Regions from separate parts of the Mus musculus genome. Here region 1 is linked to region 2. A link is a loop called in an ENCODE intact Hi-C map of the cell type or tissue named here. Cell type or tissue: left cerebral cortex. All regions are shown on one strand. Each heading gives the region's core, and the rest is flanking DNA. Links, peaks and the distances in the headings are about the cores only.

Evidence for each region. Hi-C counts contacts between places; a loop is a spot of excess contacts. Peaks named below come from ENCODE experiments on the same cell type or tissue, not always from the same donor. Only the 100,000 strongest peaks of a DNase experiment are listed, where the experiment ranks them.
Region 1: a loop joins it to region 2, with 2.7 times the contacts of the local background. A loop is called at or near these places in 6 of 42 quality-filtered maps.

Annotation. Positions count from the first base shown.
Region 1 is chr6:22,089,543-22,105,592 of GRCm38, reverse strand. All of the region lies in intron 6 of Cped1 (cadherin-like and PC-esterase domain containing 1), which reads right to left. Among named protein-coding and RNA genes, the nearest start is that of Cped1, 110 kb to the right of the region's middle. In left cerebral cortex, for the core only: a CTCF peak has its summit at 7,652; DNase peaks (open chromatin) are centred at 6,686, 7,674 and 8,717.
Region 2 is chr6:21,978,041-21,994,090 of GRCm38, reverse strand. Cped1 (cadherin-like and PC-esterase domain containing 1) reads right to left here and starts at 8,181. Exons shown (of 22, transcript NM_001081351.1): 1 at 7,032-8,181. The coding sequence starts at 7,280. In left cerebral cortex, for the core only: a CTCF peak has its summit at 8,992 (motif pointing left); DNase peaks (open chromatin) are centred at 7,660, 8,174 and 8,980; H3K4me3 peaks cover 1,927 bases.

The sequences.
Region 1 (16,050 bases), core at 3,894-11,893, 110 kb before region 2:
TTTAGGCATTTAATGCAGATGATCTAGTTTAGATCTTATCAAGTCTCATGGTCAAGCACAGAAGGAAGGAAAATATATTCATTATAAAAAACTATGATGGGCTCTGTGGGCTGAAAAGATGTCTGCGTGGCTAAGGGAGGATGCTGCTTTTGCCGAGGGCCCAAGTTCAGTTCTCAGCCTGCCATGTAGCTCACAACCATCGGTAGCCCCACATCTGATACTTGTGTATCCGCCTGGACATGCATGATCCTGTGCGCGCACACTTGAGTGCACAAACACACACATGCACACCATTTAAAATCAGAAAATTTTAAAAAGAATGCTTCCTACTGGTACAGCAAAGAAAATGATACAGCAGTTAGTCCAAACTTCAGTGCTACCGTGTTAGAGTGTTAAATCCACATTAGCTTTTTGACAATCATCTGATATTTTCATAGGCATCTCTTCAGCCAGTTACAGCTCTCTCACATAAGCAAAATTCAGTATTGTGCACATGCTATTTTAAGTGAGCATCAGTCATAATTTTAAAGTTGACAGTTTTGTATCTGGCAAACGCAATGCTATACAGTGGTAGCTGAGGACTGACTTCTACTCTTTGACAATATATATTGTCTTCCCCATTGCTACTGAATCATATCTATGAAGATGAACTTAAACCACATCTTTCTTCAGTTCATAGAAGACAGGAGTCCTCAGTGGTTGCAGTACAGCCTTTCACCCTTGGTACCCCATAGTGCTTTTTTTATGTGAAAACAAAATAGTAATAGTTAAAAATTTTAAACATTTTTTAAATCCATGAAGTCTAAGGGGATATTCCATTGCCAATCTTGAGACAGAAAGCCAAGGCCTTCTATTCACATATGGTTGCACTATTTACAATTGTAAGTCTTGTGACTTAACTAAACTTTTCTTGTGTGACCCCATTTCACTGTAGTTAGAGCAACAACATAGAACATTTGAAAAGAAGGTCTCAGAGAGAGCTGCTACAGGGGCACTTACTTTACTGAAATGTTTAAAATCAGCTTTGCCATATTGACTTGGTGAGCGTGCAACTTGTGTGAGGAACAAACGTGAGCCAGGCATGCTTGCCTCTGGCTCTGAAAGCTGGCTCAGGACCTCCAGCTGCCAAGGGGTAATTAAGACATTCTATACGCTGGGGATCGGAGCCCTAATCCTAACTGACATTTATTAGCTGGCTCCTCTCCACTGGATCATGTATCTTCCTCTCCTCACCCTTGGAGAAGGTATAAACAACACGCCTCCTCCCAGGTGTGTCAAACGTTCTGGATGGAGCAATTTAAGCGAACAGATTCAGCCCACTATGAAGTGACAACTGTTTTAGAATATTACATTCCTCAAGGGTCAAGGTTTTTGGGTTTCCGTTTTTTTTTTTTTTTTTTTTTTTTTTCTGCTCTCCCTCTGAGCCGTCTCCCCATTTCCTTCCTTAGCTTTCTACTGCTGAAACAAAATACATGAGAAAATTACCTTTAAGGAGGAAAGACTGCTGGGAAGGACATTTGAAATGCAGATAGATAAAATACTTAATTTAAAAAAAAAAAAAAAGGAAGAGAGACTGGCTCATGATATCTGGTTAGAAGTGTACCATAACTGGAAGACAATGCTGGAGTGAATGTGCTTACCTCATGGAACTTGAGGAGTGGCAAGGGGTTGGGGGCTGGGAACAAGAACCGCCCCAAACCCATGCCCTGGATGCTGGATGCCTGTGGGTAGGCTTTCCCTCCCACCATGGAAGAACGCCCCCCCCCCGACATTCTTCCAATGGAGCTGAGATGTCACCCACTCTGAAGTCTACCCAGTTTTGCCCAGGCTGAACACCTCCCTGACACTCTTTCCTGTGTCAGAAATTCTTGAGTTGTCAATGGCATTCTGTCCCGTACTGCAGTTATTTATAAATATGTATTTTTTTCCTGCCTCTGCAGATATCATTTCTTTTATGATTCTTTTTCCACGGTGCCAGAACATATTAGCCATTCTTTGAATGATTCTGGAAAATTAGTATGCGGGATTAACCGTGGGTGGTTTATGGAAAGAATCAATAGTGCTTTCCTTTGAGTTGCTTTTGGCTTCATGATCAAATATAAATATCTCATGCAAGCCTGAAGAACTTGATAGGTGTGTTCCTTGCTCACCGATGCTTATAAGAAAATTGTTTTTTTTTTCTTCTGTTGCTCACATGGTGAAGGTATACAGCCATTAGATGAACAACCTTATCTAATAGTGAAGTCATCAGACAGAATACCTTTTCCCTATTGTCTCATGGTCTCTTGCATCTAATTTAGATGTTTCCTTATTCTCACATTTGTGTTTTAGCCAAGCCTGATGATCAAATGCCCTAATGGGAAAACACAAAAAACTCCTCACTTACTATGACTTCCATAACAGATTACTTACAGTCTGGTGACACGGCATTAAAAAAAAATGCCATGTCTCTTAAGGTTCTTGAAGCTACAAACCTGAAATCAGGGTCTCCTGGGGGCCATGTTTCCTGCTAAGGCTCCAGGAGACAACAATGTACTGCTCTCCCCTGCCAGCCTCTGGTAGTTGTTGACATTCCGTGAAGGACAAAGGTCTAATCTCCTATGCAGTTTTTATGACTTTTTCTCCCTCTCTGTCTCTTCCTCTTCTGTAGCAGTCACCTCTTCTGACTTTGTCCTGTGAGGTCATCTGTCATGGGGTCTGGAGCCAGCTATCAAACCCAGGATTGTCTTAACTGTGGTGGCTTGGATGAGAATGGCCGCCATAGGCGCATAGATTTGAATTCTTGGTCCCTAGTTGGTGAAACTGTTTTGGAAAGGATTTAGAGATGTGGCCGTGCTGAAGGTGTGCCACTGGTGCTGAGGCCTTAAAATCCCATGCCTGTCCTCCCCTCAGCCCTACCTGTAGTTAAAATGTAAGCTCTCAGCTACAGCTACAGCTACAGCACCACATATCCCAGCATGATGGTCAGGGACTCACTCAGATCAAACCCCCCGCCCCCCCCCCCGCCATTAAAGCTTTTCTTTATGAATTACCTTGGTCATAGTGTCCCTTCACAGAAATAGAACAATAATGAAGAAATTAACTTAGTACATCTCCCAAGATACTTTTTCAAATTCATAGACTTTAGGGTTGAAGCATGGATATATCTTTGGAGATTGTGTATGTAGGGACATAGTAAATATTCAACCTGCTATCAAAACCAAAATCTTACAAAGAGCTTGATTTTGAAGGGCTATTCTCCAGCTATTCTTAAGAAGCTGTCAGTGCACTGCTACTAAATCTAAACACCCTGACTATCCTGATGGTTGATGGGAGACACAGAACCAAGTTACCCTCATGACCTTGACACCCTGCAAATAGCCAGATCTGTGAGTGAGGCCAGGCTACACCATCTGGCTGGGCAACCAGCAGCTCTCCCCAGAGACCAGTGGCCAAGCCGCAGTCAAGAGAAGTAGCGAATGTTTGTGAGAGAAAGCTGGTTGTGTGGTGAGTCAGCTTCCACCTCCCACCTTGCCATTCACACTTCCCCACAATGTTTCTTTATTTGTTTTACTAAAATTTTAAGCTAGCATAACAAAGTAGTGAGTTCTATTTAGCCAAGTTTGTAAATACTTTCTCCTTCTTTGTTCTCTTCCCTCGTTATCTCCCTTGGACCTCTTGATCTGTCTACCCCACCTCCCCTGCTTCCCTTCCTCTTCTCAATGTTCTCCCTTTCCATGGCAGAGATATAGCAGCATTCATGTTTACAAGTGCCCTACCCACAATAACTCAGAAACATAACCAGCCTAGATGACTACCAACGGACAAGTGGAAAAGGAATACGTTACAAGTACGCAATAGACTGTTTTCAGGTGTGAAGAAAAATTAAAACATAATACTTTCAGAGAAATGAACAGAATTGGAAATCATTCTAGTAAGAAGCATAAGCCAAATTTAAAAAGACAAAAGCTGTATATTTCCCCTAGATTCTCTTGCTCACCTCAAGACCCAATAGCCTACCTGTCTCCCAGGGGATCTGCCATAATCAGGAACACTGGAGGGGCCCCCACCTCAATACCCACACCAGCTGGGGCCCCCACAGAGACCAGCGGACCTGGGATCCATCCTGCTCTGCATGAATATCATCCTCCTTCCGGTCTGCACCTCCACCTGAACCCAAGATCATCAGACCTGCCCCTGCCCCTACCCCCACCCCACAGCCTACCTGTCTCTCAGGAGGTCTGCCATAACCAGGAACACAAGGGCACAGGGATACAGAAGGTCTGCTCTAACCAGGGACATAGAAGACCTGCCCTAACCAGGGACACAGGAGGATTTCTCTAACCAGGGACAGCATTGCTTGACACCCAGGAAGCCAATTCTAACCCAGGTCAGGCATGCTCCAGTCTGAGACACGCCCAGTTAACACCAGAGATAACCAAAAGGCAAAGTGCAAGAGTATAAGCAACAAAAGCCAATGTAATTTGGCGTCATCAGAACCCAGTTCTTCTACCATAGGAAGCCCTGAATACCATAACACACCTGGAGAGCAAGATTCTGACCTAAAATCCCATCTCATGAAGATGCTAGAGGCCTTTAAGGAGGATGTAAAGAACTCCCTTAAAGAAATTCAGGGAAAGACAGGCAAACCCTCTACCTTTGAGGTAGAAGCCCTCAAAGAAGAAACAAATGAATCTTTTAAAGTTATATGGAAAAATACAATCAAACAGGTGAAGGGATTGAACATAACAGTCAAGACCTAAAAATGGAGATAGAATCAATAAAGAAATCACAAATGGAGGTAACCCTAGAGTTGGAAAACCTAGGAAAGAGGCCAGACACTAGAGATGCAAGCATCACCAACAGAATACAAGAGATGGAAGAGAGAATCTCAGGCACAGAATATACCATAGAAGATATTGACACATTGGTCAATAGATTCTCTCCATCTCTAGATTTCACTGTGTGTTTGGGAGTGTGGCATATGTACTGCCTAGAAAGGGGACCATAAGAGAGAAAGAAGACATCTTGAGAGCAAGGTAATGGAACAACCACTCCTTCATCCCATCTGATGCCTCTTTAGTCTGGTATCTCAGGAAATGCCATCATAGCTTAAATGATGTAGATCATGTCCTCTTCTGTCTGTTCTCTTTCTAATTCTAACACCAATTCTCTTCTCTCTTCTCTTCTCTCCTCTCCTCTCCTCTCCTCTCCTCTCCTCTCCTCTCCTCTCCTCTCCTCTCCTCTCCTCTCCTCTCCTCTCCTCTCCTCTCCTCTCCCCTCCCCTCCCCTCCCCTCCCCTCCCCTCCCCTCCCCTCCCCTCCCCTCCCCTCCCCTCCCCTCCCCTTCTCTTTTCTTCTCTCCTCTTCATCCAGATAGAGTTTCCCTGGCTGTCTTAGAACTTGCTTGGTGGACCAGACTGGCCTTAAACTCTCGGAGATCCCACAGAGATCCATCTACCTCTGCCTCCAGAGTGTGACACTATCAAAGACATGTGCTACTACACCTGGCTAACTTGTTTCCCCCTCCCTCCATTAGACCACCATCTCATCCACTTGCTCTGAGCTCCCATCATCTCATCACACTGGCCTGTAGAAGGTTTCTCTGCCTCTACAACATCCTGCCTAGTCTGCTCTGCGCACAGCAGCAGTGTGGGTATAAACGGTGCAGCCCCTGGGCACTGCCATCTCCCAGAGTGGGGGAGGGGCTGGCCATGTCCCTTGACTATGAGACCTGTGTGACTCGATTCTTTTCTCTGACGCATCCATGTGCACACTTAGTGTTTGCGGTGTTCTGAGAATATGCAAAGTCTCTCCTATCTAGACACCTTGGATTGCCACTTTGCTGGGAATGCTTTATCACAAATCTCAAAAGACACTTGGTTTCAACAGTCTAGATGCTGTTTAGGAAGATCTATTTTTACCTCTCATATACTGAATAACACAATTACTATGTACTCCTTATATGTCTGTTTCATTCTTAGTGCTATCAAAAACTCTGTAATTACATTTATTTGTTTAAATATAAGTATTTTTACATATGTACAAGAATAAACTTAACAAAGAGCAGAAATTCTGTACTAAGTCACTGTAGCCTAGCATCATGTGTAAAATCCCAATAGGGATCTAAAAGGGGATTTATTTTTAATGATTCACTTCACCGATATGAACACTTATTATTTCATGCATCTTTAATCTGTTAGTTGAGGCTGAGACACTTAACTATGGCCATACTGATCATAAAGCTAGTTTTCTACCTTACATCCCTTCCAAGTTCTGTACAAAGAGAGCTTTAGAATTTTTTTTTCTATCCTGCATATCCAATCTTACAGCTTTCAGACTAGTGGTACATTTTTCTCTCTCTTTGGGTAAGACTGCAATCAAATATTTGTTTATTATTCAGTCTGAAAGGAGTCATCACTGGCCTATTCATATTTTAAATCACATTTCTTTTTACCTTTACAGCAAAGTAAGATGAAATGTGTTTCTCTAGCGTAATGTTTTTCTTTTGTGACTTCTGAGTTTAGATAATGACTGGCTCTGTGGCTTGAATACAAAAATCATCCTGGCGACGAACCAGGCAACCAAACACCGGGAGGACCTCATTCACCTTTCACACCCTCCAAATCTACCTGGGAAAAGATTCTAGTAGGAGCTGTGGTAATAGCAATTTCTATAAAAGCATCAGCTTGGAGTAGACCTTCAGAAAGGAGGCAGGCTCCAGTGCCTGGTACTGCTGGATGCTGGAGCACGAGACACCAGGTGTCAGGAAGCTGAGCAGAAGGGAGCATGCTGCAAATGGGTTCACGTGGCAAGGGTACCAGGAATTCCTTCTGCTTGTAGTCTCTTTTTCCAAATTTAAGGGCTTGTTTCACAGAGTTCATAAGAACTGACTGCACGGACTTTGAGGATAGATAAATAGATAGACAGAGAGGGGGGGGGAAGGAAGGAAGGAAGGAAGGAAGGAAGGAAGGAGGGAGGGAAGGAAGAAAGAACCATTGTGTAACACAGAGGGCTAGGGAGGCATGCCTGTCAAGGTGGCTTCTTTCACAAGATGATGCCCATCAAACGTCAAGGAGCAAAACAAGTAAGTATGCCTTTGTGTTGTCATTGGTATAGAATGTAGCTCTGACCATGCGTACCTGAGAGATAGCCCAGCTCTGCCTTGAGTGCTAAGAGAAACAAAAAAGACACACTTAGTTCTGCAACACAGTATTAGCTCATTTCAATAAGCCAATAATGGAATTCAGGTTAGCAGAATCAATGATTTCGCCTAAAACCAAAATGTAGCGCAAAAGAATAGAAGTAGCAGTCTCACATGTTCAGACTAAAAGCCATTACTGGCTCTATAGCAATTTCTGAAAGCTTGTGTGCTACAAAACATTCTTAAATGGGAAAAGAATTTCCAATGATTGACACATTCTGAAACCATCCCCAATAATTTTGTGGCCCAGGCAACTTAAATTGCACTGACGAATTAGCATCATCCAGCATTCATGGATAACAATATGGCCATCCTACTGCAATAACTGCAGACAATTATGGAATAACACCTTTACAATAAATATGTAAGACATAATGGGGAAAAAAAGGCCAAATTTCACTGCCTAAGTATTGGGGACTTTTATTCTTTCTTTATTAAACAGCTCAGACTATTTATGCAGCACCAGAAGAGACCGCTTGGGGGCAATATAGTAATTTTCTTTGCAACCTGTATCTATGCCAGTTTCCTTGGTGACAAAAGATAACTGTATCTTCCAAATGTGAAACCACATTTTAATATATGGAAGGGAAATGGCTGTATTTCATTTTAAGCTTACAATGCATAAATCATACAAGACAAATGCAAGTCAGATATTCTCTTGAAGGGAACAGTAGTCTGGCTTCTTTGAGCAGGCAAAGCCGTTTTCCCTACTTGGCACATTTGGAGGTATTTTATATTTAGGATTTGTTACAGCCTCTGAAACCTATTAGAAAATAAAGGAAATTGTTAATAGAAAAGTTTTTAAAAGGCAAACATGTACCAAGCTTCAAATGTACTAGTGGAAACATATTTTGTTTATGTATGTATGATTTTGTAACAATTAAGAACTAAAGCAACTGGGTAGGGTGGACTTGCATTGTTTTCTGTGTTACTTTGTATTTACCTATCACTTTGTAAAGGAAAAGAAAATGTTTTTCCTAAGACTGAATCTTTTACAAAGTTTGATGGGTGGCATTCCTATTCCAAAGCTGAGTCTAATCATGTACTAAAGGTTTGCTTGCTATTTAAGTGAAGAATAATTAAAAATCTCTTTTCTTAGGGATTTCAAGCCTATTCAACCAAGTAAATTTATCTTTTTGTCTTTTTCATTTGCTTCTTTACTGACACTATCTGATTTTTTTTTAATGTCTCCATCTATTTCCCATCAGCAAATGCTATTTAAAATTAGTACAACAATAGAAGGCTGAGGTCAGCCTGGTTGTCAAAGTGTAGGGATGGATATTTATAAAATTATATGTCTAAACGTTCCAGGTGGCAACATAGAAGTGGGAACGCTCAGGAAGTCTGCAGGCAGCTTTGCCCAGTTCCTGGCTGTGTCACCACTGGAAAATCGCCTTAGTGATTCTTACTCAAAGGAGGGAAGCGAAGAAAGAATTGCAGCTGTTCCAGCTCTGAGCATCTTTCTGGACTAGCCAGTTCTGTTTTTTAAATGTTTGGAGACTGGAAAGAGCAGGGAAGGGATGACGAGAGGTCAACCAAGGCACTAAGTTCTAGGAAGCAGCAGGAATCTTGGGTGAGCTGTGACACAGTATCCTGGCTACAGACACCCCACAATGCACTGCACATTTAAAGAGCAAGAAGATAGATTTTGATCCTAGTATAGTGGCTCACACCTGCCTGCAACTCCCAAACTGGGAAGACGATGTAGAAAACATGCCTCAATTCCAGGCCAGACAGCTACCGATAAGACCCCAACTCAAAGAGCAAAACAAAGTTTTAAAACTGATTTTTGGAAACCCTCAGACTGTTTGCAAAATATGGTCATTTTTATTCTTTAAACATAATATGCTATTCACATACATGTGTGTGCACTTTTCACATTTTTTATGTTGTTCATAAAATGTTGTTTAAAATAAATTTAAGATAACTATTAAAGGCATTATAAGATTTTTCGGAAATTAAAACAGTGTTTACCTTTATGAGGGCCTAGAATGCTGCAGAACTCTGTTTAGATTAGGCCTCTTCTCTGATGACAAGGCTGGTTTATCTCATATAGAAATATGGCCACTTAGGCACAACAGAAATCAGAATGCCGTTTTTATGTTAAGAAGGGGAGAGTTGCCCAGAGCCTCTGGGAAGTCCACAGGCTCCAGTACGGGGGAGCAACACTTGCTATTTGTCCCTTCTCCTGGGTCTTTCTCTCACCCTGCGACCACATTAGCTTAGGCTTGGTATAGAATAAGAGAGCAGAGCAGTTGTGCAGGCATGAGGCCACATACATCCAACGTACTACAAGAGAGTGCCTTTCCCATCTCCTAAATGCCCTGAAGGAGTTTTATCTCACCTGACTTCACACTGAACCCTTGTGTGTTAATTCACTTCCATATTTTCATAAATCACTGACTCTCTAGCATTAAAGGAAGTGATATTTGCTAGCAACAAATAATTCGCAAATTTATTAATTAGGGCTGGGACTCATGGGTTTACATTTCTGTTGTCACTATTCTACATTATGTATGCATTTAACCTTCACACCAAACACTAAAGGCACATATACCTGTTATAGTTTCACTATAGCGTATAATATAATATAATATAATATAATATAATATAATATAATATAACATTGGAAGCCAGTATTGGTTTATTTGCCTGGAGAAGAATTCCACTATGTTTAAGAGGCAGGGCATAGGGATGCAGTCAGGATTAGAGACAGTCATAGTGTAGGGGCCCTATGCTTGTTTGTGGATAACTTGCTTAAACAGGACTGACTAGGCTGCAGAGGGCTCACCATGGTTAAGAGTACTTGTTGCTCTTGCAGAGAGCCAAGTTCAGGTTCCAACACCAATATACTGACTCACAACCATCTGTAGCTCCAGTTTCAGGTGGTCCAATCCTCTCTTCTGGCCTCTATGAGCAATGTGTACATATGGTACACACACACACACACACACACACACACACACACACACACACACACACACAGGCTCTAACCATGTGTTCTGTATCTTAGGACATCCAGCAAGAAGATTATCCCAAAGGTAATTCCTCAATCTTGGTCTAGGTCTCTGAGCCATAATTAATTTTATAACTTACCCAGTCTGCAGTGTTAACAGTAATGGAAAGCACACTAAAATATTATCAGTTCATTATATCTGTCAGTTGATGACATTCATTCTGAACAGATAAGAAGTGGAAATTAATAAAATGCCTATAAATTAATCACATTGGTTTTTTTTTGTGATAGTCAACTTTTAATTCATGTTCTCTCAAATCAGATGTTCTGATGTTAGCATCACTTGTGAGTTTACTTTTCTATTGCTGCAATAAAACACCTCGACCAAGGTAACTTATAGAAGGAGGGATTTATTTGGGTTTACGGCTCCAGAGGTGATGAGTCCATCGCCATAATGGTTGGGAAATGCAATGGCAAAGGCTCACTCCGGATAGAGCAGCAAGCTGAGAGCTGCTGTCTTCAACCACAAACAGGAAGCAGAGAGTGAACTGGGAATGGTCCATGGCTTTCTGAAACTTCAAATTCCAGCATCCCGTACCTCGCCCCAACCCAATCCCACAGCGGCCTGCTTCATCCAGCAGAGCCACACCTCTTAAATCTATCCAAACAGCACCACCAATTAAGGACCAAGTATTCAAATGCCTGAGCAGATGAGGGCCCTGTCCTTCAGGCCACCACACTATCAACAGGTACCATTAATTCAAACGATAGTGCTACCCATAATAACACTCTTTGAGAGTCCATGGACCATTGTGTGGGTTTCTCAGATATAGATTCAGGGCCTGACTTCCTAAAGTTGAGGGTTGTATGATAAAGTTGCCACATTTGACTGAAAAAAAAAAAACAAAAACAAAACAAGCCATGGCTAATGCATCATTTTCTTTCTATTCAGGAGAATAATTTAAGATCAATCTTAAGAATTAATGAGCCTTCAAAATTATCTGACAAATCTTTTGTGGAATGAGGTTGGAAATGAATTAATGGGCAAAATGCTTTTGAGAAAATAAAATTACCATCAAGAGCATCAATTATTTTGAATTCATGCGCTTTAAAATCATGTGCAGTTGTAAACCAATTAGTCTTTTCTACAGCAAACACTCATTTGAAGTAATAATAATAACACTATTGTGAGATGATTAGATAAGTTTTTCATGGTTGTTAGTTATTTTCTTCTTGAGCATCATTCCTATTTGATAATTATCTATGATTTTCACTTATAGAAAACCAGACTTAGCACGAACACATAATGCATTTTAAAGTGAACGCAAGCACGTATTGGCTAAGTAATACATCAACTCATTTTACAAACTCTTGGGAGCAGACTTTTATTCACATTCTTCCTACTGATGACATAAATCTCTCAGGCCCGCTAAAGGGCCAGGTGCCCAGTGAAAGCCTTTTACAAGGTCTGCTCCACAGCCTGCAGTCTCAGACATAAAAATGAATACCAGAGAAGAACACTTGTTATGATTGAAACCATAGTGTAGCTTTATTACTATTTCCAAAGACATTACTCCTTTTCACTCCGGGATTACATTAGCTGTCTCACCTGGCATTATCAAAGCCCCTGCATACATGAGGCTAACCCCAATCCAGTAATTGTGTCCTATTTCCAAATGGAAAAAGAAGTAAGGCGTCTCTGCATCTTTGCTAAGTTCTGGGCTCTCCTCCTTACACACTTTGCAGAGTTCGCTGGTAGTCAAGGGATCTGCAGGTACAAGACATGGACAAAAAGTCCCCCCAAGGTGGAGGGCAGCGATTGCGAGCCAGTGAGTTGTCATAGTTGCTTGCTTTACCTTTGCTTCCCATTGATGACTCCTCCCACTTGAGAAATGTCCATATCCCTCAGATATTCACCTTTTCAATCAAAGTGCCTCATAATCTGGGGGATGGCAGCAATCTATTGCATTTACTGGAAAGTGAATTACCACCCATGTGTCCTTTGCCCATACAATTTATACCTCAGCAAAGCAGAGTGGCTGGCCTTAGAGCAGTCAGGAGTAAAGTAGACTCAAGCAGTTTCTTCACACAATCCAAAAATTCTAAATAAACTTTAATTCAGTTCCACAAAGATGAATGGATCAGAAGATGGTTATATGCGAGGGCTATCTCCTTATAAATTCATACTTGACATCCCATATGTCAAATAAATTTATATCTGGTATCAAATATATGATAGCTGATCAGTGATTTCATGTAGGTTATGCTTCAACTGGACAAAAATAAGACTCTGACAAGCTTCCTGCCTGAGGCACAAATCACCTTACATTACGTTTTCATCAAAACCGCCAACTACAATCACAAGTGTAGAGAATCTTCCAGCCTCATAAAAAAGTTACAGACATCAGAGATTTCTCTCTGCTGAGTGACTCCTGATTTTGTGATTTACAGTGAATAAAGGGATAACTCATGACTTTTTACTCTAAGAACCAAGTCTAAATTTATGACATTTCTCACAGTTCATCTGTGTGATTTGTGTGTGAAGACAGTCGTGGATGCATCTAACTAAAAGTAACAGTTAGAAAGTTCGTGAAAGACTCCACTCAAGTCCCTGGAAGCTTTGAAGGAAGGGAACAAGATAATTTTGAATAAAATATTGCATAATGTTGAAGCTATTCAAAAAATAATAATGCCACAACAGAGACATATCTGATTGTTTAAATTCACATGAGAGGACACCGTGAGCGAATGCTGCATTTGCCATTTTTCTGCGCCCCCTTTCCTTTCTACCCCTTTTGGGGGTGAGCATCCTCTGAATTACTTAACACTTCACTTAAATTTTTAAATATTTTCATCCTAAAGTGACTTTTAAAAGTTCAGTTACTACGTTTTATTATTTCTCAAGTTCGCATGTCTTGATATTTTTTTCATCTGCTCCTGGAGCGTTCACAGATAAGGCATCTCAGCAGCAGGCCTAACTGGAAATAAATGAGCTCTCAGTCTTATCTCTTACCGCTTTTGTATTTAGGTTAGCTGCCAGGATGTCCTATACACTACCATTGGTAACCAGTTTAGTGGGCTTACCTCACTGAATAGGGAATAAATCACTGCTCATCTAACTAAATAATTCTGCCTCTGAATATAGGATTCGTTATATGAGCCTGGGTGCATGCACATGTACACACACACACACATACACACACACACACACACACACATCTTATGAAACTTAAGGACAGAGTATATCAGCATGCTGATATAACATGGTTAGTCTTTGGTGAGTTTGCTTACATTTGTTCTCCACACTGGCATGAAGAGACTTCTGTGTATTTTTACACATCTTAAAATACCAGGAGGAAATAGTATTTTACAGAATAAAAAAACCAATCGGTCAGATGAGTATGACCTTTTGTTGGGAAGCCTAAGTACTTCAGTTGAAGGGTAAATAAACACCCGCCCTTGTTTTCTGAACTCTGTACTGTCAAGCACAAGGTTGACCTAATAAGGAAACAATCACCTCCTGCATGTGAGCCCAGGAAGCTTTCCATCTCCACTTCAGAGCAGATAACGGTATCTTAGGGGTAATCATCAGCAAGGTCTTCTTTTAAAAGATAAATCCGAAGAGCAGAAAGAAACTGACAAGAGGTCTACGAACTGGAGACCAAGCATTCAAACACATGAGCCAATGGAGGCTGGGATGGTTTGTATATGCTCAGCCTGGGGAGTGGCACTATTAGAAGGTGTGGCCTTGCTGGAGTAGGTGTGTCACTGTGGGTGTGGGCTTTAAGACCCTCATCCTAGCTGCCCGGAAGTCAATACTCTTCTAGCAGCCTTCAGATGAAGACATAGAACTCTCAGCTCCTCCTGCACCATGCCTGCCTGGATGCTGCCACGTTCCTTTCTTGATGATAATGGACTGAACTGCTGATCCTGTAAGCCAGTCCTAATTGAATGTTGTTCTAATTGAATATAAGAGTTGCCTTGGTCATGGTATCTGTTCACAGCAGTAAAGCTCTAACTGAGACAGGGGTCATTCTCATTCCAAACAACAATTTCACAATCTTGGATTACATAATGACAGTCACAGTGTGCTTCCTGTCAGGGCTTTCCTGAATCTAAGAATTTGGCGGGGGTGATAAAATTCAGAACTGGCAAAGGACTGGCGTCACATCATCACAGAGAATCAAAGGGGTTCTTTAGGGCTTGGTATTTTCCCTCCTCACCTCTCCTCACACAAACTGGTCTTTCCCTAATACTATCCCAACCAGAATACATAAATCCACAGAAGGGAGCAAAGAGAAGAACGTAGAGAACACACGAAGCACAGACACCTTAGCAAAAAATGTCGCAAGCTGAGTGATACGTGCCACACAGTAGAACTGGACTTAAAATAACCTGATTAACATATCCAAGGGAATAATCAAAGATGAAACACAGTGAAATAGAGAAGAGAAAGCACCCACCCATGGTAACGAGGAGGAAATGCAGTAAGAAATTAATAGAAGTTAGGAACACTTATGGTGTACCAGCATGTGTTATAAGTACAGATTTAGAAGATAAGACTAAAGAACTGTCCTCGAAACAAACTCTTCCTGAAAGCACATGAAGAGACAGATAATAGCTCAGCAGGCAAAGGCACTGGCCACTGAGCCTGAGTTTGATCCCTGCGACCCACTGTAGAGGGAGACAACTAACTCATGAAAGTTGTTCTTTGACCCTCTCAAGTATGGCATGTCCTGTGGGCTCCTACCATTCACACACACACACACACACACACACACACACACACACACACACACACATCATCATCATCATCATCATCATCATCATCGTCGTCGTCATCATCATCATCAAATTTCAGGACCAGCAAAGTGGCCCAGCAGATACAAGTACTGAGAGTCTGAGTCTCATTCCCGGAGCCCATGTAGAGGGAGAAGGGGAGGACCAACTCCTGAAAGTTGTCCTCAGAGCTCTAGCTATGCGTGTTGACAAGGGCACTCTAGAAGTTGATGCAGGAGGATTATAAGTTAGGCTGAGATTCGATCTTGAAATCAATAACTAAATAATAACTATTATGAGAAAACAATAAGCATTGCTGCAGATGTTAAATCCATGGTGACTGCAACATTGCATATATTAAAATTAACTTTCCAGGTTACAGAACATTCGTGCCCTACAATGAAAAATGTCGAACTATGGTTTTGATGAAATAAAAGGAAAAATATACTAAACAACAAGATAGAACAGGAGGAATAATGCCCCAAAGCTGCCTGCACACTCTTACTGAGCTGTGACACTCATCATCTTCCTGCTGGAGTTTGAACACTTGGTTCTCAGACCTTTGACCTCAGGCAAACCACACTCTTGACTTTCCTGGTCTCTGCTTAAGTGTTTGTGGAACTTGTGACTAGTGTAACACGATTTGAAGACTGCGATTCTCGTCTGTCTTTGTTCAACCTCCATTCTTCAGTTAAACCGTATAAAGGTACAAATATTTTTAGGTCACAATGGCTGTAAATTAGCAGCCATGTTTAATTTAGATCAATAGAAAGGAGGGAATGGGGATAGCCGTAGTGTGAGTAGCTACTTCGAAGACTTGCCGAAGACAATTCAGAATAAATCAGGTTGGACTCCACTGTCTCAAGATTCACGGAGAAACATCGATGTGTGTAGACTTGAGTTCCAATGACTATTTCAAGGTTAAAGACAGCAAGTTCAAGATCTTGGGCCACCAATCCTGCTTCCATAGATTGTGGGCTGCTGCTAGGGACATAGGATACCTGTGTCTGTTACTAGGTCAGTGAGTGTTTCATCACAATGTTTAAATGAACAAGTAAAGTGTCGTTACTGGAACACTTCTCAGAGTTCAGAACGTAATTGATGCAAGGCAAACCCAGGAAAAAAAAAAAACC
Region 2 (16,050 bases), core at 4,285-12,284:
AAGTTGGACAGACAGGTAGAATTCCAACAATAGTAGAAAGGTATACTAGGCCATTCCGGCATGAAGTATAGTTTAGGACTTTAGTAACTTATTATCTCAGTCATCTTGTTAACTTGAATCTGAAATTTTGGGAGGTGGAGTAAAAAGAAAATTCCACCTTGTATTTTGCACTTGGTAAAATAGGTAGTTTTAAGGCCCCATTTACTAAAGCACTCCATATACAGGGCTAAATATCTCTCATGGTCTCAGAGAAAAATCACGAGTTATATCTAGAGAAGAAACAGGATACTAAAGGTGATCTATGAACTACACAGAGGAAATATAAGTGTGGTTAGATGCTAAGGGCATGGCAACAGCTCAGGAATCAATTGGCAGTTTAACATCAATAGCTCAAAATATGTATACACTTAAATGGTTAAGAGTATACATTTTATAGTATATGTGAATATTTTTATCAACATTAATTACATTTAAAAGGATTAAAACACAGAGAAGGAAAGAAAAACAATGAATGGTATAGACACTCCAATTTGGAGCCAGTCTTGTTGAGTGGCCAGACTCACATCTGGTCAGGAGCCAGATCACTAAATTTACAGTGGCAAGAACAAAGTAATCCCATGGTTCCAACCATATATTAATATTATCAGAAGCCTGTAGGAGGAAGTCAGATCTTAGTCATCAAGCAAGAAGGTCAAGGAATTGTTGATTTCATCATATTTAAATGTTCTTAGGCATTTTTACCACTCTAGAAAACAGCAGAGAATGGAAGATGCATTTGATGAGTAACACATTCGTTCATCAAGGGAAGGAATAAAACAAGACAGATGCCCAAGGGACGACAGCTGGAGATGCCCACTTCCATCATGAGAAGAAGAAGGGACACACACAAACCTTGAAAAGAAACAGTCATTCAGAGGTCATAGGATATGTCTACTGTCCTGCTCAGTTACAGAGGGAAATTTGAAGATGTTTTCTTTAGTAATGAAAGATCTTTCTAGAAGAAGGATGAAGGTGAAGGTGTAGAAGTATTGATTGTTGGGGGTAACAGGGAGAGAAATTTCAGTAGAGAGGACCAAATTCAAAGGCTAGAATGGGGAGGTGACCAGGGAGTACTCACAAAAGAAGCAGTTACAGTCTCTGTGAAGGGAATGAGAGAAAGAGCAAGGACATTAGTTAGATTGTCACGTCCCCAGAAGCTTGTTGCTGTGTCATACTTACAAGCATGCTAACTGGTCCAATGGAGACGTCCAAAACTTCTTATAAATATTATAATAGTGTAATGTGGGGCCAATGCAGCAGGAGACTGAACAAGAAAGTGCTTACAAATGATCAAGGAAGACAAAATATGGCGGAAGGAATGCTTCTCCAGCCAGCCCCCAGCCGGCCGGTCTCTCTTTAGCTGTACTTTGCTTCAGTTCATTTCGTAACTTGTTTTCTGGAATATTTTCTTATACATCAATGCATGGCCACCTTTGCTTTCTGTAGTGATTGCCCAATACCTAAGGAATTCAGACACCTCATTATGTGCACCTCATCAACATCTAGACCTTATTAGATATCCTGTGTGTGTGTGAGTGCTTGTGCGCACACATGCATGCATGCACGCACACACACACACACACTCATGTATGTGCTCATGGTCACACTAGAACATGTGCCATAAGAGTCTATTAATCTATTTAGTGTCTTTCATATGCATATGTATGTTTTTATGTTTGCTGCACCTTTAAAAATGATCTTCTCCAGTTCCTTCTTGCCTTCTCTCATTTCTTCTAAAGAATAGAATTTATCAGTTTTCTGGCACTCTACTTACCCCGTCTCACAATGGCTTCTATTTCTCTGTCACCCGTGTCATACTCATTGCCCTGCTAGTATCAATAAATATTTATACATTGAATAAAATGGATGAATGTTTCAAAGGGATCAAGGAGAGAAAGAAAAAGAGAAAGGGAGAGATTTTTTTTTCCAGTCAAAGAGTAGGGGTTCGCCTGGTGTGGTGGCACACGCCTTTAATCCCAGCACACTTGGGAGGCAGAGGCAGGCGGATTTCTGAGTTCGAGGCCAGCCTGGTCTACAAAGTGAGTTCCAGGACAGCCAGGGCTATATATAGAAACCCTGTCTCGAAAAACAAAAACAAAACAAAACAAACAAACAAAAAAGAGTAGGGGTTCTCCAAGAGACAATTGCAATTTTTTTAAATTAAAGAAAGCAAAATCAATTGCTGAGAGGTAGAGCCATGGAGATGTGTTCACTAGGTGTTTAGACAGTGAAATGACTACCCCTGCTGTAACAATTGTCATTAGATTTCTGGGCTTCATCTGCCTGCTCATGGATGCCTCTCACACCATTACTGTGGCTATCTGTTTTCCCTGTACCCACCCCCTGACACACCCACCCCTACCCCCACACACCTTCTCCCTCACACACACTGTGGGAGAGAGAGAGAGAGAGAGAGAGAGAGAGAGAGAGAGAGAGAGAGAGAGAGAGAGAGAGAGAACACGAGCATTCTTACTGCCACTCACATTATTTATTCAAAAGAAGGGGCCATTTCAAATGATTTTGTACTGGCAAAATGATACCTATATAGGTCCTGACTACCACTAATGGTTGTCCTGAGAATCTAGTATCTTTGGATAGATACCAACCAATGAAAGACAGAAGAAGATGAAATCAGGGTCTCCTCTGACCTCTAATGTCTGAGATTTAGTAGCTGAAGACAGCTTCTCTGGATGTGACCCCAGAAAGTGCCACAGACTTTTCTACCCATCCCTCTTTCTCCTTTTTTTTTGTCTCCACTTTGGTATTCCTGAGATTGTCAGCACCTAAGAGTTTGTCTAACTTCCTGATGCTCCAAAACTTGGACTAAACAAGCAAACATCAAAACGTCTTCAAATGCTAAGTATGTCGATTATTTTTACACATACGAACAAAACGGTTGGAATATGTTTAATGAGGACATTTGCTTGTTTACGTTGGGATGTGTTGGATCCTGGGGATAGTAAAAGTTGCACAGACCAGTCCTTGAAACCAAGGGGAGAATGAGAAAGATTTGAACAGCAAACAGTCCATCAGCAGTCCAAGGAATAGTAGTTCTCATTGTGTAGTTCCAACAGGAGATAATCAGAAACACATGGCTCTCATGAGTCTAAACACAGTCCCCAAATAGCTGTGTTTCCAATAGAGGAGCATGGGCTAAGGAGATATTACTCATTGTGTCTGTTTATAATTTAATGTTTTTGGTGTTATGCAATGCCAAGGCATCAGCTTCCATGAAAATAGATTTACAAAGGAACCTACCTCAGTGAAGACAACATAACTATTTTATATTTAAATCGGAATAGGTTTAAGTCATAGCAGATTATTAAATAATATTCAAACATCCAGTGCGGAGAGAAAAATTCAGAAGAAATGACAATATTACATCTGCTTAGCAAGGCACATTGGAAAGGACAAATGGAAAAAGGAATTAGATTTGGCCAGAAAGAGGGAGCGTGATTCCGCGTGGAAAGTTGGCAGAGGGAGTCCTGTGATCTCACTGGCAGTGGGAACGGTTTTAATGCTGAATCAAGTCTCAGTGGGAAAGGTGTGGAAGGCAAAGTTACTGTCTTCAAATATTTCTGTCTACAGGAGCCTGTGTTACTGGGTGGATAGAGTATAAAGGGTCTCCTCTAAGAAGGAATTGCAGCCCCAAAGGCCAGGAAACCCTTGCTGCTGCTTCATCAACAACCGACAGCTGTGATTAGAGAAATATTCTGTTATCTGCCACTCTCAATGTTTACCCCAAAGACATCTCTGTTTCCACACGAAGTCAGTTTTTTTGTTTGTTTGTTTTAACATTCTCATTGGGACACTTAATTAAATTTGGTTTTTCATTTTAGGTTTACTTATGCAGACCAAAATTATATACTCAAATTTATACACACAGAAATCCAGACAAATTTATATACACAGTTAGTTAAACATTGAGGCATGCAGCTGGTTAAGCACTTCCAGTGGTCTTGGCGTGTTTTCAGTTCTGAATATCTGATCAAAATCCATTATTTTCCCACAGAGATCTGTAGACACACCTACACACAAGTATTTGCATGAGATTTCTGATGTTTAGAGATCTTTTAAATAACCACACACACTTTTTCTTTGAAATGTGAATAAGCAAGTCCAGTGGTTTTAAGCATCTTTTAAGAGAGTTTATTGTAAAGGAGAGTAAAGATGAGGGATTCTGCTAAGTTGAGTAGTTTGTTCTCTGAGTAAGAGAAATTACAAATTTCAAAATGCACAGATAAAAACAAATCTATAAGATATCCTATCTAAACGCCACTTGTAGGTCTTGAGAAACAACCACCTAGGCAGTGTCTTGCTGGTTATTTCATTAGTGACTTTTTTTATTTTTTAAATTATCTATATAACATTCATAATATATTGATTTGTCTCTCCATGTTAGATATCTGAAAGAGTATTTAATAATTGCAGATAATTATCACTTGATTCCTTTGGGGAGGTATTGGTCTGTAGGATTTGTTTGTTTCTGATTTTGAATAAAGCCTGCATGACAACATCTTTCTACCTGCTGGCAGTGGGTTGCATACATTAAAACCAGAGGTATAGAGCAAATATTTGGAAACACCATTTTTGTAGTGACTGAACTATCATTTTGATTTAGAATCTTGCTTGTGTTTTTAACATTTAAGACTCTGAATCACTTGGAAGCCAAAACCATCATGTGTTTGGTGTTTGGCATTCTTTTGGTTGAAGAAAATTCTAGAGTGAATTTTTTTCTTTTTTTTTTTTAACACCAGCAGCCAATAAGTTTCAGATGTTTTCCAAGAAGCAGGCTTTCTGAAGCTGAAGTGGAATTTTCTGTGCCGGTCTACAAATAACAGTTAACATATGCGTAAGTCACAAACGAGGCAGGACTCAGGAAATGCCTAGTAAGGAAGTAAAGGAAGCTAAAAGTTAAGTAATAAAGCGTTTCCATCTACATTTCCTAGGAAACATTGAAGCATTTAAAGAAAGATGTACCCCACCTACTTCTCAAGGACATCGCTATTACAAACCGCCAAAAGGTGGCTTTAAAATGAAGGAAAAGCAGCTTTGAAATTCAGTGACATCTGTCATAAATTCAAAGCGTTCAAGAAAAATAACAAAAAGAAAAGTTATAGTCTCATAAATTAACCAAAAGTAGACTCTTCCGTGACTTCATAGCATCTAGAGATTGACTCACACCGTGAGTTGAAGCCTCCTTTAAAGATGGCCCTGCCCTTGTCATCTGTCATCGTCCTCTGTCCATGAGTCAACACAATCTTCATAGTTTTGCTAACAAGTGAACGCTCTTCCGTGGCGGTCTTCAAATGCTCACCATCTTAATCTACAGTGACTTGGTGGGGGTTCTTCAAGTTGTGGCTTCAGAAATGATTAGGCCAATGGTCGAGTTCGTTTTTTCTTTAGAGCATATATTGTGGTAGAAACCAAGCAGCCTGATTTCTCTGGGATGCAACAGGGCATCCTGCTAGCCATGTGGATCACTTGAGCATCCTTCAGTGACAGCCAACTTGAGTTTAAGAGAAACCCTACTCGCTTCCTACCTACTTACCTATCTACCTGAGCTATGAGCCTGAAAAACACCACAGTGTCCCCCGAGGTGTCAGTACTGACAACAGCAACCATGCTGCCACCCAAGATAAAATTCTGCTCCAAGTACTATTAAGCAGGCTCAGAAACTCCCCCCAAGTCTACATAGATAAAAGGCACCTCCTGCAGGTCCCAAAGGTATCTTGCCACCCAGTTCGGTGGGTTTTCCATCACGACTTCCCAAATAATTTGTTTTTCACCTCTTTTAGTTTTCTTCTTTATACTTGACAATGAGGGGCCTGCATTTGTCTGGCAGGCATGAACAGAGTGCAGTAGTAAAATGGACATTTTATGTTCCCTGGATTTGTGTTGTACCCTATACTTCACAAGTAAAAATAGTGCAACTATACCCTCGGTATTAATACAGAATGATCTGTTTCCAACTCTTTGCTTTCTTTCTTTGTTTTCCTTCCTTCCTTCCTTTCTTCCTTCCTTTCATTCTTTCTTTTCTTTTCTTTTCTTCCTTCCTTCCTTCCTTTCTTTCTTTCTTTTTTCTTTCTTTTCTTTTCTTTTGCCTTCCTTCCTTCCTTCCTTCCTTCCTTCCTTTATTTTGTATGAAACTGTGTAATATAGCTCAGGCTGGACTTGGGCTTACAATGTAGTTAGCCAGGCTGGCCTTGAACCCCTGGCCCCCTTCTCTGCCTTTCTAGTGCAGGATTATAGGTAGTCCACCACACCAAGCATAAATGCACACTTTAAAAAGAAAAAGCCTCACTACTTGACACAGGCAGGCCCAGAACTCTTCATGTGAAGCAGGCTGGACTGAAGCGTGACATAATTTTACTGCCTCCGCCTCCTGAGTGCTTAGAGTCTAGGTATGGACCCAATACTGGACCAGTGTTCTCCTAATTCTATGAACAATTAAACCCCATGTCAAGTATTTTTAAGAAGCATATGATACTATATTCTTTTAAATTCTTCCGAAATAATTAGTTTGGAAACATAGTCACCAACTCAGAATCAACTTAGCAGGTCTTGACATGGAACTCTGGAGGAATCCTTGAATTTGGGAGTCTTATCATTCATTCTCTTGGATTTAAGAAAGAGATACGGACTTTTTTCTTTCTTTCTTTCTTTCTTTCTTTCTTTCTTTCTTTCTTTCAGATTTTAAAACTGACTTTTGTTTCTGATGTGTAAATCCTCAGCTCTCGTAGACTTCTAACATCTTAAAAGCGATTTTCCCTCACTGCAATGAAGGTAGCCTCTAAAGGATAAAGGGCAGAACTCTTTAAGTAGGTTTAGGAAGTTTGGCAGCTTATGTAATACCTCTCCCAGTCACCGGGTCACTCCGCACTGTTTTCACTCTGGCTCCCATTCGGACCACATGGAAGTTAATTTTAGTTTTGCAGAAAGGAGAGAGAGGCCGACCACAGACGCCCAGGATAAACTCAACTCAGACTTACCTTCCTGGTTTCCTGGGTACTCGCAGAGAGAAGGAAGCATTGTTTGTCCTGCCGGTATCCTTCTTCACATCTGCTAGCCTGAGTTTGAGAGGGTGTGTGTGGGACAGTGCCAGAGACGTCCGCTGCAATCTTCTTAGTCCCTCGGAGTGTCAGGGTCTGGTAAAAGAGACAGATCGCCACCACCAAACCCACCAGGAAAGGTCGGGGGCAAAATCGCCGGCGACAAAGGAACCCGGGTCGACAGACCATGACCAGTCCAGGATCACTTGGCCCCTGGCCACGTTGTCAGTGTGAAAAAAACACACATCTGTCTTCTTTTTACACAATTCCAATCAAGTTCGCCCCATCTCCGCTTGAAAACTTTCCGAAGGTTCATGCCAAAGATTCATAGGACCCAGCGGTCAGAGGTGGTTAATAGCCCTTAAATGAAGGACAGTAAGAAGTGACTGGCCAGATTTTTTTTTAAGATGTCAAAATAAAGATAGTTATAAGAAATCATCCGAATGCATCCCCAGCTACCAAGAGTTCCTTCCGGTAATGCCTTACTTCCACAACATTCTTAAAGTCAGGAGTTCAGCTTGTCTCCTCTTTTGGGGCAAAAAGAAAGCACCGTAAAGCGGGTCTGGAGGCAGAAACCAGCCGAAGACGCAGTCGATTTAACGCGAAGTGCCTGTTGCACAGCTGGGCGCCGGCCAGGTTGTCCTAGCAGTTTCTCATTTTCCCTCCGGTTTTAAAGCCATCCCGCTCCCAGCCTTTTATGTTGTAGAACTGCTGCTTCCTTTCGTTCAGTTTTAAATTGCCACTTTGCTGCTAGCATTCACGGCTTTTAACATAAAAAAGGGGGATAGCAGTTTGGCTGTATGTGGTTACTGTCAGGGCTTTGCTTGCGTTTGGTCTCATTCCGTTTCAAGTTCAAAGTTCTGTGTACTTACTCAGTTTTCATCCTTTTAGCCAGATTTTTTTTTTTTCATGATCCCCTAATGGATTGCTGATCAAAATCACTTGGAAGGAAACACCCAGGCGTAGGACTCCGCTTCATCTCACTCTCACGCACGGACAGACACGCGCAGACTCGCGGAGACACGCGCGTGCCAGCTGCACACAGGGCCGAGAGCCGGAGGACCTGGGCCATCGCTGCCACCCAGGCCGAGCGGGGCGGAGCTAAACTAAGGCTTTTTCTGGCCTTGGGGGCTGTCCGAGCCGCGTTATAAGTTTCTGCCCCAGCAAAGGGTAGGCTACTAATGTGCATGGGAACAGCAGTTGGCACCCATATCCCAACTTGGAACGTGGCTACCTATCCAGACCCGCAGAATTAGAAATATACTTGATCTCTGATCCTCTGTGTCACTGCGTTTTCCTAATACAGAATAACAAATGGCTTCTAGTCAATAGATGCTAAAGGTCGAGGAAGAGATGAAGGCCGACTCTGAGCTAACCGGGAGGCTTATCACTCCAGGGAATTGTGGTCTCGCCTAAGAGGACAAGAGAGTCATCCGGACAGTCTGGACCACTGAAGAGGAAACATTCCGTGTAACTAAAAGTCCCCTCTCCATTCCAACAGAGTCCTTCCGCCGTTATTACCGCTCTGTGGTTCTCCGAGGCAAATAGTCTGATGCCTAGCTCTTCAAATGAACTGACTGTAGTAGGTATTGAAGTTCTAACTTTTGCCCAGGAGAAAGGAGTACCCAGCAGGCTTTTTAATTCCATACCAACCCTCTCACGGGCATCACTTTTGGCTCAGCAGGATGAGGGACCACCGAAGAGAACCTCCAGGTTCTTGCTTTGGCAGCTCTAGGAACGACTAGTTTAAGCTCACGGGGACATTCTTCAAATACCTAGATGGTTTCTATACTTTAGGTCTAACCAAACTTCTTATAGGCAGATGTTCTCCCTTGAGGCCACACCCCTAGAGTAAACCCATTCCAGACTCAGAGATTACACTCTAATATTTTGTGAGAAAGAGCGCCCCCTAGAGGTTCACAGCTACAAAAGATTCAGAAAATGGACATCTCTTGCTAGTAAGAAACTTGAGTCAGCTTGGGATAGATGAGCAGAGAGAGAGGAGGGGGAGGGAGAGGGAGAGACACAGACACAGAGAGAGACAGAGACAGACACAGAGAGAGACAGACACAGAGAGAGACAGAGACAGAGACACAGACAGAGAGACAGAGAAGGAAAAGGAGGAAGAAGAGAAGAGGGACAAAAAAGAAAAGAAAAAAAAACAAAAGAAAAAATAAAAAAGAAAAGAACAGAATAAAAAAACAAAAAAAGAAGAAGAGAAGAGAAAAGGAAAGTTTGCACCTTAAAAACAAATTAATTAGGTCAATATAGAATAAACAATAACTTACCTCAGTCTATTTACATATAGTCTATAAAATGTTTTACTACTATTTAATATATAAATTCAGTCTTCAATACCATGACAAATAAGGGAATGGGAGAAAATTAACCTGGTTTTCACATATAGACATTGAAAGAGCATCACTGCTGCATGCCACAGGTTTTGTGTGGATGTAATATATTTTGAAGGCCAATAGGAATTACTAGACCTCTAAACTGGAATGGTTTCTATGTTAATAAGACCCAGAGTATGGTAAAGCTGTTTACTGGGTGTTATGAGCAGTATAGGTAGTTGTTAATTATTAACCCTAGAATTATGAAAAAAAAATCAAGTTTTGAGGAAGGAAGAATCCTTTTTTTGGAGGGAGGAATTATTAAGTCACTGAGTCAGATTACAGAAGAGTAAATTGGATGCTAACTAGAATTGCCTTTAGGTTGGGAGAAGGGAAACGCAACAGAAGAGAAAAAGTTTACACAACATTGTAGCTTTCTTTTGGCTAAGAGGAAACTAGAAAGGATTCTGATAAGTTGAAGAACTCAATTCCCTATCTTGACTACAGAGTCCAAGGGAGCAGAAGACAGTAGTAATAATATTAGAAATAGTTATAGTATTAGAAAAAGAAGGGGTTAATTAGAAGAAGAACGTGGCAAAGGAAGCACAGCTCCCGGTGGACTGAGACTCCTGGGACCACATCAGATGTTAGAGTCAATCCACTACGGACATAGATCATCACACTCACCACCTCTTACAAGCTGTCCTGAAATAAATGCTTTGGAATATGAAATCTAAGTCCATCATTTGTGAGATCAGAGTCCCCCCTCCGAGTACTGATGGCCCAGGTGAGATGGTCCATGGAAGGCACCTAAGCATCCTGAACAGCTGGCAGGTGGATGAGAGCGGATGCACATCTGTTAGGTGCTAGATCCTCAGGCTCAGTCCGAGCAGAGCTTAGAATGTGGTGAGGTGTCGGACTCGTGAGCAGATCATGGAAATGGTGAGCCACGGGGAACACAAAAGAAGCAGATACAAACTCTGTCCCTAATTGTTCTCTTTCCATTATTCTTTGTGATGAAGGGGAACAGACGGTTTGAGAGGATGGCTTTAGTCATGCCTGACGATCAAATATTGTGTTCTCAAAGTCACAGTTTTGATGGCTAGATAAAGATAGAGATATTGGACATATTAACGCAGCACCCTGCAATGTTTCTATACATGCATGTAGCATGTTATTTACAAGTCAGCCTAAACATATATAATGACTCAATGCTTATCATTTCTTTGGGGTAAAAACATTAAGAATTTTGCCTTTAGGTTCCTCACAAATGGGATCATATGGGCTTTACTTTTTATACTCGTCCTTTCCCACCTAGCATAATGATCTCCAATTCTACCCACATTGTTGGAAATAACAGGATCTCATTCTCTTCTTTTATTGGAATAAAATGATGTAAGCATAGCTCATTGTCTTCACTCACCAGCTGAAGAACACAGTAGTCATTTCTATCCTTGGCTGTTTTAACTAATGCTGTGAACAAGAGTGCGGATGTCCTTTAAACACATTGTCTTGTATCCTTGATTCTGTGCCCAGCAATGGCACTGAGTGACTGATAGTAGTTCTATTTTCAAAGTTTTGACACATCTGCAGCCCTTTTCCCCACTAGCTGTAGTAACTTACATGGTCACCAACACTCCACATTCTTACCGTTCTTGCCATTTTGGCCTTGTACCATGACCATCCTAAATGGGGTGAGGTGGCATCTTGCTATGGTTTTGATTTGTGTCTTCCTGGCATTAGAGAAGCTGATCACTCTTCTAGATGCTAACAAGTGATTTGACCTCTTCTTTTGACAAATGTCTAAATGCAACCATTTTTTTCCCAATGGAATTGTTTTGTTTTTTGCCATTGAGTTCTTTGTCTTCTTTCTATATGAGTTATATTTGAGTGGGAGGCTAGGCAGAGTTAGATTGGAGTCTATACAGGAAACAATAAAGACAGAGACCATATTGGCTCAGTGGTGGGAGTGGGAGGGCATATCTGTAGTACAATTGTGAACCTGGGGTTTTGGCATTGTTTCAAACCAGATGCTTTTGTGATCTAGTTCATAAAGTAACCTTTACACACACACACACACACACACACACACACACACACACACACTTCTTTAAAAGTAGGCATTTAGCAGCATTGTGAGGAGAGAGTGGCAAACATGTACTCTAATATCAATGTTGTACAACATAGAACAATCTTCCACAAAACAAAAACCTTCAGTGTTCTTTCCAACATATAAAATATGATCTTTTTATGACACATATAGCTACTTTTGGTTTTGGTATGCACTTGAGGTACTTGAGTTTGACTCAAATATTCAATGAAGGCTTATTGTTTGGGAATCAAACTCAGAGCCTTGGACATAGTAGGTAAGCATTCTACCACACACCTACCCACAATCCTTGGGTTTTGTTTGTTTTTTGTTTTCTGTTTGGTTGGTTTTGGGGACAAGGCCTCACTATGTGGCCCATGGAGACCAAGAGCTCGCTATGGACCTCTTATTTCAGTTTTCCAATTGCCCAGCTTATGAAAACTGCATTTTAAGGTATTGATTTTTAAAACCATGTGCAGATAAAAATATGTGTAAAAAGATTTCAGTGCTGGACCAGGGATTCTCTGAATTTCAACTTCATCATAAACCAGGGGCACCACGATCAATAGATGGCCTCAAAGGTCACCTGGTGATCCAAAAGTTTTGTTTCTGTAACACCTTTCAATAGGAACAACCTCTCTGATGCAGTCTTCCGAGCCCTGCTGGCTTATGTCAGGGAATAGCTTTTCTCTACAAGAAGGTCCTTGATTGTGATAGTGTAAAATCTGGTTGCAACTACTCACGGTGGTGTCCCACGTCAAATCTTGGGAATGCTGTTAGCAGTAAGTGGTCCGATAAAAATCAGACTGCCTTCTCAGCTCTTATCATTTCTTATGCTGTGCTCTGTCTTGAATTTTCCCAATAAACTCTAAATACGAGTTGGTAGTTTTAAATCATGAGTCATGTATTAATTAAATCTGTTCAAAGGTATCCTAGACACTATGGAAAACAGAAGACATGTGACAGATACTATAAATGACTAGGGTATGACACACCGATAAAACTGGTCCAAGCAGGATGACTTATCAGCTTCAAAATCTTAGTGGTCTAATGTAGTAAAGCTCACATGTCAACTTTCTATTACTTCTCAGTTTCCTTAAGACTTTTGATGACCTCACAGACTCTTAGATATCCACTGAGGGTCTCTACAACTTATTAGCACAAGAGGAACAAGAAAGAACTGGTTATCTCTTAGGAGGAGAGCTTCAGATTAGCATGTCATTGTATTGGCCTGGGCCTGGTGACATGGAAAATGTACCTTATCAATAAGCCAAGGAGGAAAAGGAAATGAGCTGACACACACAGCTGAAGTGAAGATAAGCCATGTGTCCTTGAGAAACAAAATAGGGAATACATATCTTTCAGGAAGTGTTAAGAAAGCTTCGAAATCCCAGGCATTTCTCAACTGGCCCTGAAGAGTCTTAATACTTTCAGCTGCCACTTGGGCAAAATATGAACTTTGTATCCTAATGGGGAACCTTTAAAATAAAGTTGGGAAAGTATTAGCTACAGGTGAAAGATGGCTTTAGTAATTTCCAAATTGAAATTAATTTGGTCTTCATGAACAAACCTTAGGCATCCAAGAAGTTTCTTAATGGACAGATCATAGAAGCCATCAGGATGAGATAAATGTGACAGTGAAGCTATTTTTTTTTAACCAATTTTAATTGTAAACATGTAGAACCAAATCTCCTTGAAATCACCTGCAAAGGTCATGTGATTCTTCTCTGCAGTGCAAAATATATACAAAGTTGAATAGAAAATGTGTGGGCTACCTTCTTCCCTCATCCTTTGCCCCGTAGGAGGCAGCTGCTACACTACTCTAGCATAGACAGAGGCACCTTATTAGGCCTTCTAAACAAAGCTCTGCATGCAGATATTATGATTCTGTTTCAGGGTTAGATCATGTATCCTCTCATGTCAACCGAATGGCTTTCATCCATTGCTCACAAAGTCAGAGAACTGTGTCCATTTAGGCTCATACATGGTTCTGGAAGTGCTGTGGGCATTAGTCAATGAAATCACAAAGTAAGACACTAAAACAAGGCCCTGTTTGTTTGTTTGCTTCAATGTTTAATACAGTCAATATTTGAACATGCTCAGTTTTCTTCCAACTCACCTTGTCTCTCTCCACATAGCCATATGCAGCCACTTTTTGTTCACGCTAAGAATTTCAGTTTAAGAGAACTTTTTAGTATGACCAAGGTCTGAGGACCATGTGAACTGCCTGCCCAGTGTCTGCCCAATTTATACATGGAAATATATGCAGTTCAACTTCTTCATGGTCATGCTGGTCCCTTTTTTTTTTTGACTGTTTGTTTAAATAGGTATATCTTGCAATCTGTACATTTCAAGATGAGAAATCTGTCCTGATAGATTGAGGCCTCTGAAGCAAAATGGTTCTGATTTTAGACCTCCCCTTAGAGTGGCACTTTGCCAGCCACACTTTGCCTTGGCAATTCTTTATTAAGTGACCATTTGGTGCCACTACTTTTAAAAAACCAGTCAACTGCTTAGCTCACAATTTTCAGTTCGTCACTCACTTCCCACAATTGTCTCTTCACCGGTATTTTGAGCTAACTTCCATTGGCACCAAATTTATTTGAATCGCTGTGTGCTGTATTTTATTTCACACTGTGCTAATGGCCCTGTACCTTGTGTAAGCTATCACACTGCTTCACATTGAAAGCTATTTTGCCTGTCTCTGTGCTTTTGCTGTATCTAAGTGTCTACTTGCAAGCGATTGCTTGAAACATTTTCATTGTGGAAACCTACACATCACTCATTCAGATACTCTGTATCAGTCTTACCATTGTTCTCCTAACCATTTCCCATCTTGGTGATATTTGGTTCAGGGAGGGGAGCTTTTAGCAGTTTCTAGAAACACTTTGGTGTCCCAGCTGGCACTGGAATACTTTTGGCACAGATGCTGCTGAGTTTTAGAGCAGAAGCCCACAGTTGCTATGAACTCTATCCTCTAATGAAGATACAATCATTGGCAGAAAAAATGCCAAAAGTGCTGAGGCTGGGGACTTTCAAATTTAAATGAATGAATAGCTGTACAGTTCCTACTTGTGGCTGCCTGAGATTTATTTGTTCTGTACATTGGGATAGTGAGTACATCAGCTTTTTTTTTTTTTTTTTTTTGAGATTTTAACAACTTCATAATTATACAGATCTTTTCCTGCCCAAATGTTAATTATGGACAGAGAGCCTCCCTTAAGCCTTTTAAATGTCATTCTCATTTGAATCCTTTAAATTATACATAGGCTGGGAATGGTGGGATATGTCTTCTGTCTAGGGTATAAACACTCAGGAAGCTGACTCAGGAGGATCAGGGCAAGTTCTCGGTCAGCCTGGGCTACACAGTGAGTACCAGCCTGAACTACAGAAGGGGGCACGGTCTCAAAACACCAGACAAAACCAGTAAGATGTAGTTATTATATACACATTTATCTATGGATGGGGCTGGATAGACAGATGGACGAACAGATAAGGGGGCAAAGAATCACTTGCCTCACTGGGCACACTAGGTGTTGCACTTTCTTTAAGACAAAGGTTTACACACTGGCAAGGAGGCACAATTTGCTCTTAGGAGTATAATAATAGAGAAGATGCTAATACATTTATATGTATTATATGAAAGGATCAAATTACACTTCCAATAGAAATCTCATTTGTCTTTTCTATAGATCTGAGATATAGGATTCTCCAGAAGCTATAGTTCATTTAAAAATGTTATAAAGCAGCTGAGATTTTGCTTTTCTTCCACCCCTCCCTCCTACCTTCCCTCTTTTCCTTTCTCTCCTTTCTTTTTTTAATTACTCAGGCATCTATCCCCATTTTCTGAAAATAAAAGATATTTTGAGACTTTTACAGAATTAAACTTGTCACAAGTTGAAGGGTATAGATTGTCTGGTGGCTCATGAATGCTGGCTGTACTGGCTGGTTTTGTGTGTCAACTTGACACAGCTGGAGTTATCACAGAGAAAGGAGCTTCAGTTGAGGAAATGCCTCCATGAGATCCAACTGTAAGGCATTTTCTCAATTAGTGATCAAGGGGGAAAGGCCCCTTGTGGGTGGGACCATCTCTGGGTTGGTAGTCTTGGTTCTCTAAGAGAGCAGACTGAGCAAGCCAGGGGAAGCAAACCAGTAAAGAACATCCCTCCATGGCCTCTGCATCAGCTCCTGCTTCCTGACCTGCTTGAGTTCCAGTCCTGACTTCCTTAGTGATGAACAGCAGTATGGAAGTGTAAGCCGAATAAACCCTTTCCTCCCCAACTTGCTTCTTGGTCATGATGTTTGTGCAGGAATAGAAACCCTGACTAAGACACTGGCCTTCATTTAGGAAATCCGAATGGGTAAGAGGGCAGCATTCTTGAACAGAATGTGGCTCTTCAGTCGTGTGTCCATGACATCAAGTTCTCTTTGAATTTTGAATCCAAGCCTTAAGATCAATTCACAAGCTTAATTATTTATCAGTAGGACACTGAGCTTCTCTTTAAAACATGTGTAAATGGCAAACAGCTGTAAAGGA